2 separate regions of the Homo sapiens genome follow, and region 1 is linked to region 2. A link is an interaction called in ENCODE POLR2A ChIA-PET data of the cell type or tissue named here. Cell type or tissue: HCT116. All regions are shown on one strand. Each heading gives the region's core, and the rest is flanking DNA. Links, peaks and the distances in the headings are about the cores only. Region 1 overlaps GNG12 (G protein subunit gamma 12). Region 2 overlaps LINC01702 (long intergenic non-protein coding RNA 1702).

Region 1 (5,377 bases), core at 199-5,198, 190 kb before region 2:
TTGAGAGCCAGGTAGCCCTGAGTCTCTGCCATGTAAATCTGTGTGATCTTGGGCAAGAATTTTTTAACCTCTCTCTGCTTCATCTGTCAAACAGAAATAATAGGATTCATCTCTTAGAGTTGTTGACAGACTTAAATGCAATGCTGCATGGAATTTACTTACCTGGCACAGACTCAGCACTCAGTAAATGGTGGTAATTGTCAAAATTAATCATTATAACTTATTATCTTTATTATTATTATTCAGGGACATGTACCCTGGATGGCAGATAAAATCAACTAATGAAAGACACCAGATAGGGACCTCAAAAGGATTTCCAAATCTGAAAGCCTGCTGTTTTTACAGAATGAGCTCTGTTGAGGTTTTCAGAGAGAGGTGTTCTCATTCTTTCTCATTCTGCTGATTGTGAACCTATGTAAACTTCTCTTTGTAAAGCTCTAGACACTCTGTCTTCCCTACCCGAAACCACATTTCCCACCTCTCTGTGCAGCCCCTCCTCATCTCTCCCTCTCATTTGCCTTGCCTGTAAGCCAGCAACATGTTCTCTTTTGCTCTTTGCTCTCATAACTATGCCAGACCAGGGCAGCACTTGCAGCTGACCGCAGGTTCAAGCACCCTGGCCTCATAACCTGCAACTTTGGGGAGAAAGAGAAAGAATTTTATGTCTTAACTCCTTCCTCCCTTCAAGTTTTAGAGTTTGGGATGTCCAGCAATGATGGCATGGTAATAATCCAAATAATAGCTAATATTTATAAGTTATTTGCAGTTTACAAAGCAACAGATTTAACAATTGTGAATCAGCCAAGGTTCAGTCACAGCAAACAGAAGGTGATCTTGGCAAAGTTAGCAGAATGAGCTTCAATAAAGAGAATTAGGTGCTTGTACAATCATTGGAAGGGGCTGGAGGAGCAGGCCCACGATACAGTCCCTGGGAACAACTCCAAGACACCACTGCAGAACTGCCCACGGGTGCCCAGTGGGGAGTAGAGACTCAAGAGGCTGCTGCAGCCATGCAGCTTCTCAGTCCTGTGTTGCTAGTGACTGGACACTATGATGCCTCCACTTGCCCTAAGAGCAGCTTGCCCACCACCCTGCTTGTCAGCAGAAATAACCCAAGCATCAAGAAACTGGCCTCCTCACTTCTACCTGCCAGATCGCTCCTAAACGCATTGAATTGACAGAGACTGTGTCATCTGGAGCTCTAACATCAAGAAAACCTGAGTGTGATAGTGTGCTAGGAACGCCATAACAAACTGCCACAGACCAGGGGGCTTAAACAACAGAAATGAATTTTCTCACATTTCTGGAAGCTAGACGTCTGAGATCAAGACATTGGCAGGGTTGGCCGCTTCTGAGGCCTCACTCTTGGCATTTATTAGTAGATGGTCGAGGCCAGGCACAGTGGCTCACGCCTGTAATCCCAACACTTTGAGAGGGTGAGGCGGGTGGATCACGAGGTCAGGAGTTCAAGACCAGCCTGGCCAACATGGTGAAACCCCATCTCTACTAAAAATACAAAAATTAGCCAGGTGTGGTGGCGGGTGCCTGTAATCCCAGCTACTCGGGAGGCTAAGGCAGGAGAACCGCTTGAAATAGGTGGAGGCTGCAGTGAGCCGAGATCGCGCCACTGCACTCCAGCCTGGGCAACAAGAGTGAAACTCCATCTCAAAAACAAACAAACAAACAAAAGATGGCCGTTTTCTCCCTCTGCGTTCACATGGTCTTCTCTCTGTCCCCATCTATGTCCAAATTTCTCGTTCTCATAAGGATGCCAATCATTTTGGATTAATGACCTCATTTTAAATTGATTGCCTCCTTAAAGACCCTGTCTCCGAGTACAGTCATGTTCTGAATTACTGGGGGTAAGGATTTCAACATATAAATTTTGGGGGACACAATTCAGCCCATCCCACTGGAAGATGTAGTTTTCCACTTTCCAGCCCCGCAGTCCAGTGAGGCATGCTAGGAGGAGGGTAGAACTGCTGCCTGGCTCCAGTCCATTGAGGAATGCAAAGTGCTGGGTGTACTTCACACAGTGTGTAAGAGGATGCAGATACTAAACACTCGGAAACCAAGTATCCTTTGTGTTTATTACACTCACATACTTATTTTATCTGATGCTCTTTAACAGTTCTTTGAGATAGGAAAGTATTGTTATCCCCATTTTTCCAATGAGAAAGCTGAGGCTTAAATACGTTATCAGTCCTCTCCCAAGGCCTTAGATCTGGGAAGTGGCAGGACGGGAGTGAGCCCAGATGCCCCCGGCGAATCCCTGAATGTGTCCCTGGAACTAAATATCCAAGGCATAGTGTAAAGGCAGTGCCACAAGTTCAAATAGAGGGCCTGGCAGGTGTACCAGCAAATGCTTGAAGGGGCAGCTGCTGCTCAGATCCAGCCCAGTTTTATAGGATTTTCTGATTTTTCCAGAAGTCTTCCTTTTAAAAGGAAATCTCTCCATTTTTCAAACGTTGACATTCAATTTAAAGTTAAAACACACACACACAATGGAGTTAACACTGTATGGGGCCCAACCAAACACATCTGCAGCCTGGATTTAGCCTGCAGGCTTTGATATAAATAAGAACTGCTCATGAAAATAGAGGAACTATTCTTAAGAACCTAACTCTGCCTACTCAGTAAGGCCACATTAGATAGCTGTTGCTACCTGGTCACATTACCTTGAAATTCTTCTGTTGTTTCTGGAATCTTTTTCATTTCCCACCAAGCACATGTTTTTCATCTTGTTAGTGAGCCTAGGGGCCGGCATTTAGTAAACATTTGTATGTGCAAGGGAAGGTGCTTCTGTTTCTCCCCTGACAACCCTATGAGGTCTGCATTGTAGTCCCTCTTTTACAGAAGAAGAGGCAGATAAAGAGCTAGAGAAAGACATTGAAAGTTGAAGGCAAGACCAGAGAGTAAGTGGGAGCCAGTGGCTTTTTTTTTTCTTTTAACCTGCTCTTTTATTACAGCCACATGGGTGTGTTTGCTCATGAAAGTTGGCTTCACTCCAGTGATTCAATTACTGGCCAGGCCATAATGGCTTGTGATTCAGACCCTGGGGCTTCCTGGTGCCTTCCTCCCAGAGTGTGCTCTGTGACACTCTTTCCATCCCCACCCTGCTCTCCCTGCTTCAGGCCCCTCTTGACAAAGATGAAAATACCCATATTTCCCTAATGGACCATCATGTTCCTAGGAATTTCTAGGAACCTGAGAATTCAGATGAAACACAGCATTAAAACCAATGCGAAGTATTTGAATAGCTAAATACTACATGTGTTTATTCAAATCTGTTACCCATATGCAAAAATGAAAGCAAGGCTGCAGAAGTGATAGCCAGAGTGTTATCCGACTGGCAGTCTGCACAGGCATGCACAGGCCTTGGCCCTTCTGGGTGGGATAGAATACTTGGTGGCTCAAGATCTGCAGATGCTAACTTCAGTCCTTGTCTAGGAGCCGAAACTGTCTTGTTTAGCTTGCATGCATGAGAAGGGAGGTGTTACACAAACACAAGGCAATCAGCAAGCCCCCTACTTTAGGTCACCGCGTGTCAGTCACCCCTGATTAAGAACCACATAGTGGGCCAGGCGTGGTGGCTCATGCCTGTAATCCCAGCACTTTGGGAGGCCAAGGCAGGCGGATCACCAGAGGTCAGGAGTTCGAGACCAGCCTGGTCAACGTGGTAAAACCCTATCTCTACTAAAAATACAAAAATTAGCCAGGCTTGGTGGCAGGTGCCTGACTCCATCTCAAAAAAAGAGGGGAAAAAAAAAAAAAAGAACCACATGGTAGAGCATTCACTGATGCCCTGAGTGTTTATGAATCAAACTAATTGGAATTAATCCTTTCCTTGGCGCAGTGGGAAGGGTGGCTTCTAGAATGAAAAGGCTTACGAACTGGGTTAACTTTTTTTTTTTAAATGGGGGTCTCGCTCTGTTACCCAGGCTGGGGTGCAATGGTATGATCACAGCTCACTGCAGCCTCAACCTCCTGGGCTCAAGCGATTCTCCCACTTCAGCCTCCTGAGTAGCTGGGACTACAGATATGTGCCACCACTCCTGGCAATTATTTTTGTTATTATTTGTAGAGACTAGTTTTTACTATGTTCCCAGGCTGGTCTCAAACTCTTGGACTCAAGTGTTCCTCCCACCTTGGCCTCCCAAAGTGTTGGGATTGCAGGTGTGAGCCATCGTGCCCAGCCTGGGTTAACTTTTGAAGCAAGATTTTCTAACTTTGATTGCCTCATCTAATAAGAAACCTTTCAGGATTATAGTGAGGCTTCATGGAATAATGCATATGCAAGCAACATGTGTGCTCACAGGTTCCATACAAATATCAGGTATTGTTTGCCTTGGAAGCTATTCTTGGTGTAAGAATAAAGCAAGCTTTTTATCTACCTAGTAGAAAAAACAGCCAGACATCCTCACCACTGAGGGAAGACCAAAGAAAACCCTCCAAAGGCACAGAGATATTTGGAGATATTTGTTTCCCCAGGCTTTCTATCTTGTTGTGCACAGCCCAGCTGTTGAGGAGCTGCAGAGCAGCTGCAAGTCGGAAGGAAGTCCTTAGCTAGAACTCCAGCTCCTGTAAACACCTCTGCCTCTCAGGGATCACACAGTGGCCCTCTTTGTGCAGCCATGTGGCAACTCAGCAAACCAGAGGCTCCTTAACTTGAAACGGTCTAATTTTGATCTGCTTTCTCCATAGGAAGAATGTTATGATCAGAAATTATCTTCCTTTCCAGTGGCCCAGTGTACAGCTTTTTCTAAGAATGACCATGAAGGAGTTCAGGAAATGCCACCCAAAATATAACACTTTGGTGTGCTGATTACTTTGAACTGAGGACACTTGGGGAACAGCAGATGTAGGCAGAGGCATTCTCTGAGCTCCCCTTATCGGCCTAAAGACAGATCCTCCAAAAGGAACTTAGTTGTCACAAATATTCTCCCAGAAATCTTATCAACTGGGAAAGATTAACTCGGATCCCAAGAGGGGAGACTGGAGGTGATACCACACCCAGACAGACTGTCACCTCTTCTTCCGAGGGCTGCTGTGAAACAACTTGTATTAACTGAGAATTTCTGTGTGCATGAGAAAACCACCTTTATTCACCATTTATCTCTTCCCCTTACCTCCCATAACTCGTTGCCACCACCCCCCCGAGAAACCCTGAACTCCCATTCTTTTCTGTAGCTCAGGATCCTATGTGAGCTTTCATCATCTGACCACTTTGAGTCTCATATTTGTGGCACTCCCGTGTGTACATACATAATTAAATACAGTTTTCCTCCTGTCAACCTGTTTATATGTCAGGTTAATTTGTAGCCCAGCCATAGAACTGAGAAAGGTAGAGGGAAGTCATTTTTCATTCCCCTGCAAT
Region 2 (5,377 bases), core at 304-5,303:
CAGTGCAGCCCAGGACAGCTTTGAGTGCAGCCCAAAACAAATTTGTAAACTTTCTTAAAACATTATTAGATATTTTTTGCAATTTTTTTTTAGCTCATCAGCTATTGCTAGTATTAGTGTATTTTACGTGTGGCCTGAGACAATTTTGCCAGTGTGGCCCAAGGAAGCCAAAAGATTAGACATCCCTGCTTTAAATCCTGTGAACATGAATAATCTTTTTGTCTACCCATATTTGTGACATGCCTTTTTGAGACATTTGTCAGTGTAAATCAGCGCTTTCAGGCAGCAGGGGGACAGTTCTTATTTGTGAACTTGAAAGAGACTTTTAATTAAAAAGTTATGTAGATGACAATACAGGCAGAGTTGCTTAGAAAGCAAAACCAGACAACTCCTCTTTGTTGACCTACTTCAAACACACGTGTGATTACTTAACTTTATAAAAAGAAAGTCCCCAAGAGAGTAATAATTATTCCTAATAACACCTTTAAAAGAAATGGTCTGGGCTGCTCTGCCTATGGAGTAGCCATTCTTTTTATTCTTTTACTTTCTTAATAAACTTGCTCTCACTTCAAAAAATTAATAAATAAATGCTCTAACAGAAATGGGAAAAAAAACTCAATCCAAGAATAGCTTAAAATATTGGCTTCCTCAATTGATACTGCAGATTCATGCTCCCAGCACACCCCCTGGCCAACACTACCACCCCACTCTCACACACACGATGTGTATTGTGAGGATGGTGAAGCTTGGTTAAAATTTGTTCTTTCTTTTTCCTTTGCTGAAAGCTGAAGTGCTGGCAGGATGCAGTGGCTTATGCATGTAATCCCAGCACTTTGGGACACCAAGGCAGGAGGATCACTTGAGCCCAGGAGTTCAAGACCAGCCTGGGCAACATAGCAAGACCCTGTCTCTGAGAATAATAATAATAATAAATTAGCCAGGCGTGGTGGCAACCACCTGTGGTCCCAGCTACTCGGGAGGTTGAGTCCAGGAGGTCAAGGCTGCAGTATGCCATGATCGTGCCACTGCACTCCAGCCTGGGCAACAGAGTGAGACCCTGTCTAAAAAATACAAAAAAAAAAAAAAAAGAAAGAAAGAAAAGTTGGAGTGCTGAACTCTATTGCACATTGCTAATCCCCGGTTAGAGTCAGCAGGCCTAGGATTGTCTTGTCCAGTTTAATTCATAACTTATCACCACTTTTTGGGTCCCAGGGTAGAGAATTCATTCCAGGCCAACTTAGATGGCAATAGTTAAGCCTTTCAGCCTGTCTTCACTACTAGGTTTTTATCATTGTTTTGTCTCGACACAAAAGATGTCATACTCATAAAATTCCCGTAACAGATTAGTTTTGTGTATTCTTCACACTTCAGCAAGGAGGAACAAAATAACAGCTTACCTAAAATAATTCCAGAATTTTCCATTCAAATTATGATTTTATGGATTGAGAAGTTACTATGTGCCATGCTGTGTGATTTATCTTGGGAGAATATAAGTGATCAGAATGCAGCTTTCAGGACTGTACTATACAGTATGCAAATAATAATAAATACCTATGTAGTATTTTCATGTGCCTGGCACCATTCTAGGTGCATAACATATATAATCCTCTCATTGTAAGCCACACAACAACTCTGAGGCAGATTCCTGTGTTAGACTATCTCACACATGAGGAAACTGAGACCCAGAGAGGTTAAAGAACTTGTCAAGATCACACGGCTGGCAAGTAGTGGAGCTGGAATTTTGTTTGACACACTCAGGCCCCAAAGTCCATGTTCTTCCCTTCTATAATGGGAACATTACCTCTTTAGGAACAGGATCTGTGTCTTATTTGTCCCTGTATCCCCGCTTCCAGCACTGTACCTGGCAGAAAAAGATCTTAATACACAGTTGAGGAGGAAGGAAAAGAGAAAGTAAGAGAAAGGAAAGAAGAGAGGAGGGACGGAGGGAGAAGGACACTAGTTTCAGGGGCACACTCATACAGTGCTCCCCATGGAAATGAAGTCCAGGGCCCGTTTAGTAGCGACCGCATTTTTCTGAGAGAGAAGAATTGATGGATAGATCTGTGAAGGTTCATTTTTGTGAGCTGTCAGACTTTGTGCTGTAACCCCACAAAGGGAGAAACAGGGTTTTGTCCCTTGACATAAAAGATGTCATACTCTGGCCGGGCGCGGTGGCTCACGCCTGTAATCCCAGCACTTTGGGAGGCCAAGGCGGGCAGATCACAAGGTCAGGAGATCAAGACCATCCTGGCTAACACGGTGAAACCCCGTCTCTACTTAAAAAATACAAAAAATTAGCCGGGCGTGGTGGCAGGCGCCTGTAGTCCCAGCTACTCAGGAGGCAGAGGCAGGAGAATGGCGCGAACCCGGGAGGCGGAGCTTGCAGTGAGCCGAGATCGCGCCATTGCACCCCAGCCTGGGCGACAGAGTGAGACTCCGTCTCAAAAAAAAAAAAAAAAGATGTCATACTCACCAATGTCCCAAGATCAAAGATCAGAGCTTATCAGAATCTGCTCACGATTCTTTCTTCTTTTCTCTCCCTCCCTCCCCCTCTCTCTCCCTCTTTTTCTTTTCTCTTTTTTCTTTTCTTCCTTCCTTCCTTCCTTCCTTTCTTTCCTTCTTTCCTTTTCTTTCTTTCTTTCTTTCTTTCTTTCTTTCTTTCTTTCTTTCTTTCTTTCTTTCTTCCTTCCTTCCTTCCTTCCTTCCTTCCTTCCTTCCTTTCTTTCTCCTTCCTTCCTTCTTTTTGAAGAAGCTTCGTGGATCATGACTCTAATAGCAGGAGTAAAAGGCTCTACACTGAGTGGGGGCGCAATTTGCGGGACATGGGAGCAGAGCTAGGCGGAGAACAATCATTCCACTGGGCCCATTCTCCAATTGTACAGTATTTTCTAATTTTTTTTTTAAGTCAGGGTCTCACTCTGTCCCCTAGGCTGGAGTCCAGTGGCATGATCTTAGCTCACTACAACCACTCTCTTGGGGCTCAAGCCATCCTCCCACCTCAGCCTCCTGAGTAGCTAGGACTACAGGCGTGCACCACCATACCCGGCTAATTTTTGTATTTTTTGTAAAGATGAGATTTCACCATGTTGGCCAGGCTGGTCTCAAACTCCTAAGCTCAAGTGATCCTCCTGCCTCTGCCTCCCAAAGTGCTGGGATTACAGGCATGAGCCACCACTCCCGGCCTTCTAATATTTTAAAACATTTTGACCTCAAAATTGTGAAGACTATGCTGATACAATGTAAAAGCCAAGCTGTGAGGTGTGGAGAAAAGGTAAGGAAAACAACTGGCCCACTTCTCCCTCAGGTCTCCAGAATATCTGTCATACCTCATTAACGGTACTTGTTTAGATCCACCTGTCCTACTGGCCCATGTTCCTGAGATGCAAGGACCTTATTACTTGTCCTTAGTTTAGCGTAAGTGGTTAAACAGGAAGCCTGGGAAGTCAGATTACCCGAGATAACATTAAGACTTTTTCCCTTACTGCGTGGCATTAGTCAACTTACTTAACCTCTCTGAGCCTCTGTTTTCTTATACATTAAATAGAACATAATAATGTTTTCTATAAGGGAATGTCTCCAGTCCCTGAGCAAAAATCTCTAGCATCCTTAAAGGAGGAAGTTGTAGCTGAGAAAAGACTTACTGAAGGAAAGGAAAAGGAAATGCCACTGACCTAGAGTTCTGCATGCCTTTTTCATGTAATCTTGATGATTGAGAGATTTATGTGTATTGTTCAGCACAGTGCCTGGCTCATAATGCACATGACAAAGACAGCTATATTTCCTAGTATCTGTGCTCTCCTTTCTTTGGTAATAATGTCACTAAAATTTTAGTGGGGTGTGTGTCTAGTTTTAGAAGGATAGAACTTGGGCAGCCTAGCAAAACTTCATCTCTACAAAAAATTTAAAAATTAGCCAGGAGTGGTGGTGTGTGCCTGGGATCCTAGCTACTCAGGAAGCTGGGGCAGGAGGATCGCTTAAGCCCAGGAGTTCAAGGTTACAGTGAGCTCTGATCACACCACTTCACTCTAGCCTGAGTTACAGAGCAAGGCCCTTTCTCCAGAAAAATAAAGAAAGATGGCCAGGGAGTACTGCAAGGAAATGGTGAGGTGCATGTGGCTGTGGCTAGAGGCAGGTATTTACTTAGAGAGACCATTGCCATGATCAAGTGGGGAGGAATGGTCTACACTCAGTTGGAGAGGCATGGTGAGCACTAGGGTGCCTCTGGGTTAGTCAGCTAGAATCTATGAATGCCACAGGGAGAGAGGAAAGTGGGCAGAGAGGGAGAAGGAAGAGAGAGGACACCCAGATTTTCAGCATGGTGACTAAGTCATGGTGACATAATTCACTGAACTGGAGGAGGAACCAGTTTGGGAGGCAAGTGATGAGTGTCACTGAGGACATGTTGGGGTGGAGGGGCCTAGCATGTGTCCCATCCAGATGTCCAGTGGTGTTCCTTTGCTCATCGCCTCTGTGGAGTGGCATTTCATCATCAATGAGTCCCGAAAAAGGGTTTTGCAAAGAGCACTCAAATGTTCTGTGCCTGGGAGATCAAAACAACCCCGCAGAGACAGCAAAAACACGCCCAGCCCACAGAAACCCTCAAGCTGCCTCCCTGCCCTTTCTGGTTTGCTTCCCAAGCCTGCAGCTCAGACAGCCTCACCCCATCCAGGATCCCTGCCTGGGTAGGAGACAAAAGGTGTGTATCCACAGCACAGAACGACCTACTGTATCCACCCAGTCAGCAATGGTTTCTATGAAACATTTGATCACAGGGTGCAGGGGTTTTTGTTTGTTTTCCTTCCACTGGATAATCGTTTCAGTGACAATAGCTAATGGCTGTGATTGTGTCAAACATTAATGATAGTTATTTCCCTGTTGAAATTCTGCCCCCTGCAGACACTTCCCTGAAATTCTATTTTGCACCAACTCTGTGTTGGCTCTCCTAGGTCTTATAAAGCTAAGAAAGACGGGAAGCAAATCTGCCACCTTGACCTCAGACAAGGGGAGGTCAAACTGCAAAAATGGATAAATGTCTTTCTCAGTAAGGAGTTTTAAGGAGGAGCCCACAGTCTTGGAGACCCAGCCCAGCATTTAACCAATGCTTGATAATGCCTGTTACTACACTAAATCCTTTGTATGTGTTATCTCATTTAACCCTTAATACTAAACAACAGGCAAGGAAAATGAGGCTCAGAGAGGGTAAAAAATTTGCCTAACACCACATAGCTAAGAAATGATGGAGATGGCATTCTAAATCGAACCTGTCTTACTCTAGTTGCCAGTGCTTAACCATCAGTCCTGCATTTCACATCCCTGGTGATATGATCACAATCTACCTTGCTGTAATTTAAGTCCAGGTTTTCTAACTCAGTTTGCC

Evidence for each region. ChIA-PET counts read pairs that join two places held together with the same protein. Peaks named below come from ENCODE experiments on the same cell type or tissue, not always from the same donor. Only the 100,000 strongest peaks of a DNase experiment are listed, where the experiment ranks them.
Region 1: POLR2A ChIA-PET joins it to region 2 with 5 read pairs; 3 of 35 experiments call an interaction of 5 or more read pairs at or near these places.

What each region holds. Positions count from the first base shown.
Region 1 is chr1:67,711,230-67,716,606 of GRCh38, reverse strand. All of the region lies in intron 2 of GNG12 (G protein subunit gamma 12), which reads left to right. Among named protein-coding and RNA genes, the nearest start is that of GADD45A, 29 kb to the right of the region's middle. RefSeq lists a silencer at 2,907-3,201. In HCT116, for the core only: no CTCF peak of the experiment used is centred there; a DNase peak (open chromatin) is centred at 3,006; H3K4me3 peaks cover 1,079 bases; H3K27ac peaks cover 1,856 bases.
Region 2 is chr1:67,523,862-67,529,238 of GRCh38, reverse strand. The region is part of intron 1 of LINC01702 (long intergenic non-protein coding RNA 1702); the gene reads right to left. Among named protein-coding and RNA genes, the nearest start is that of LINC01702, 4.2 kb to the right of the region's middle. In HCT116, for the core only: a CTCF peak has its summit at 4,876 (motif pointing left); a DNase peak (open chromatin) is centred at 4,918.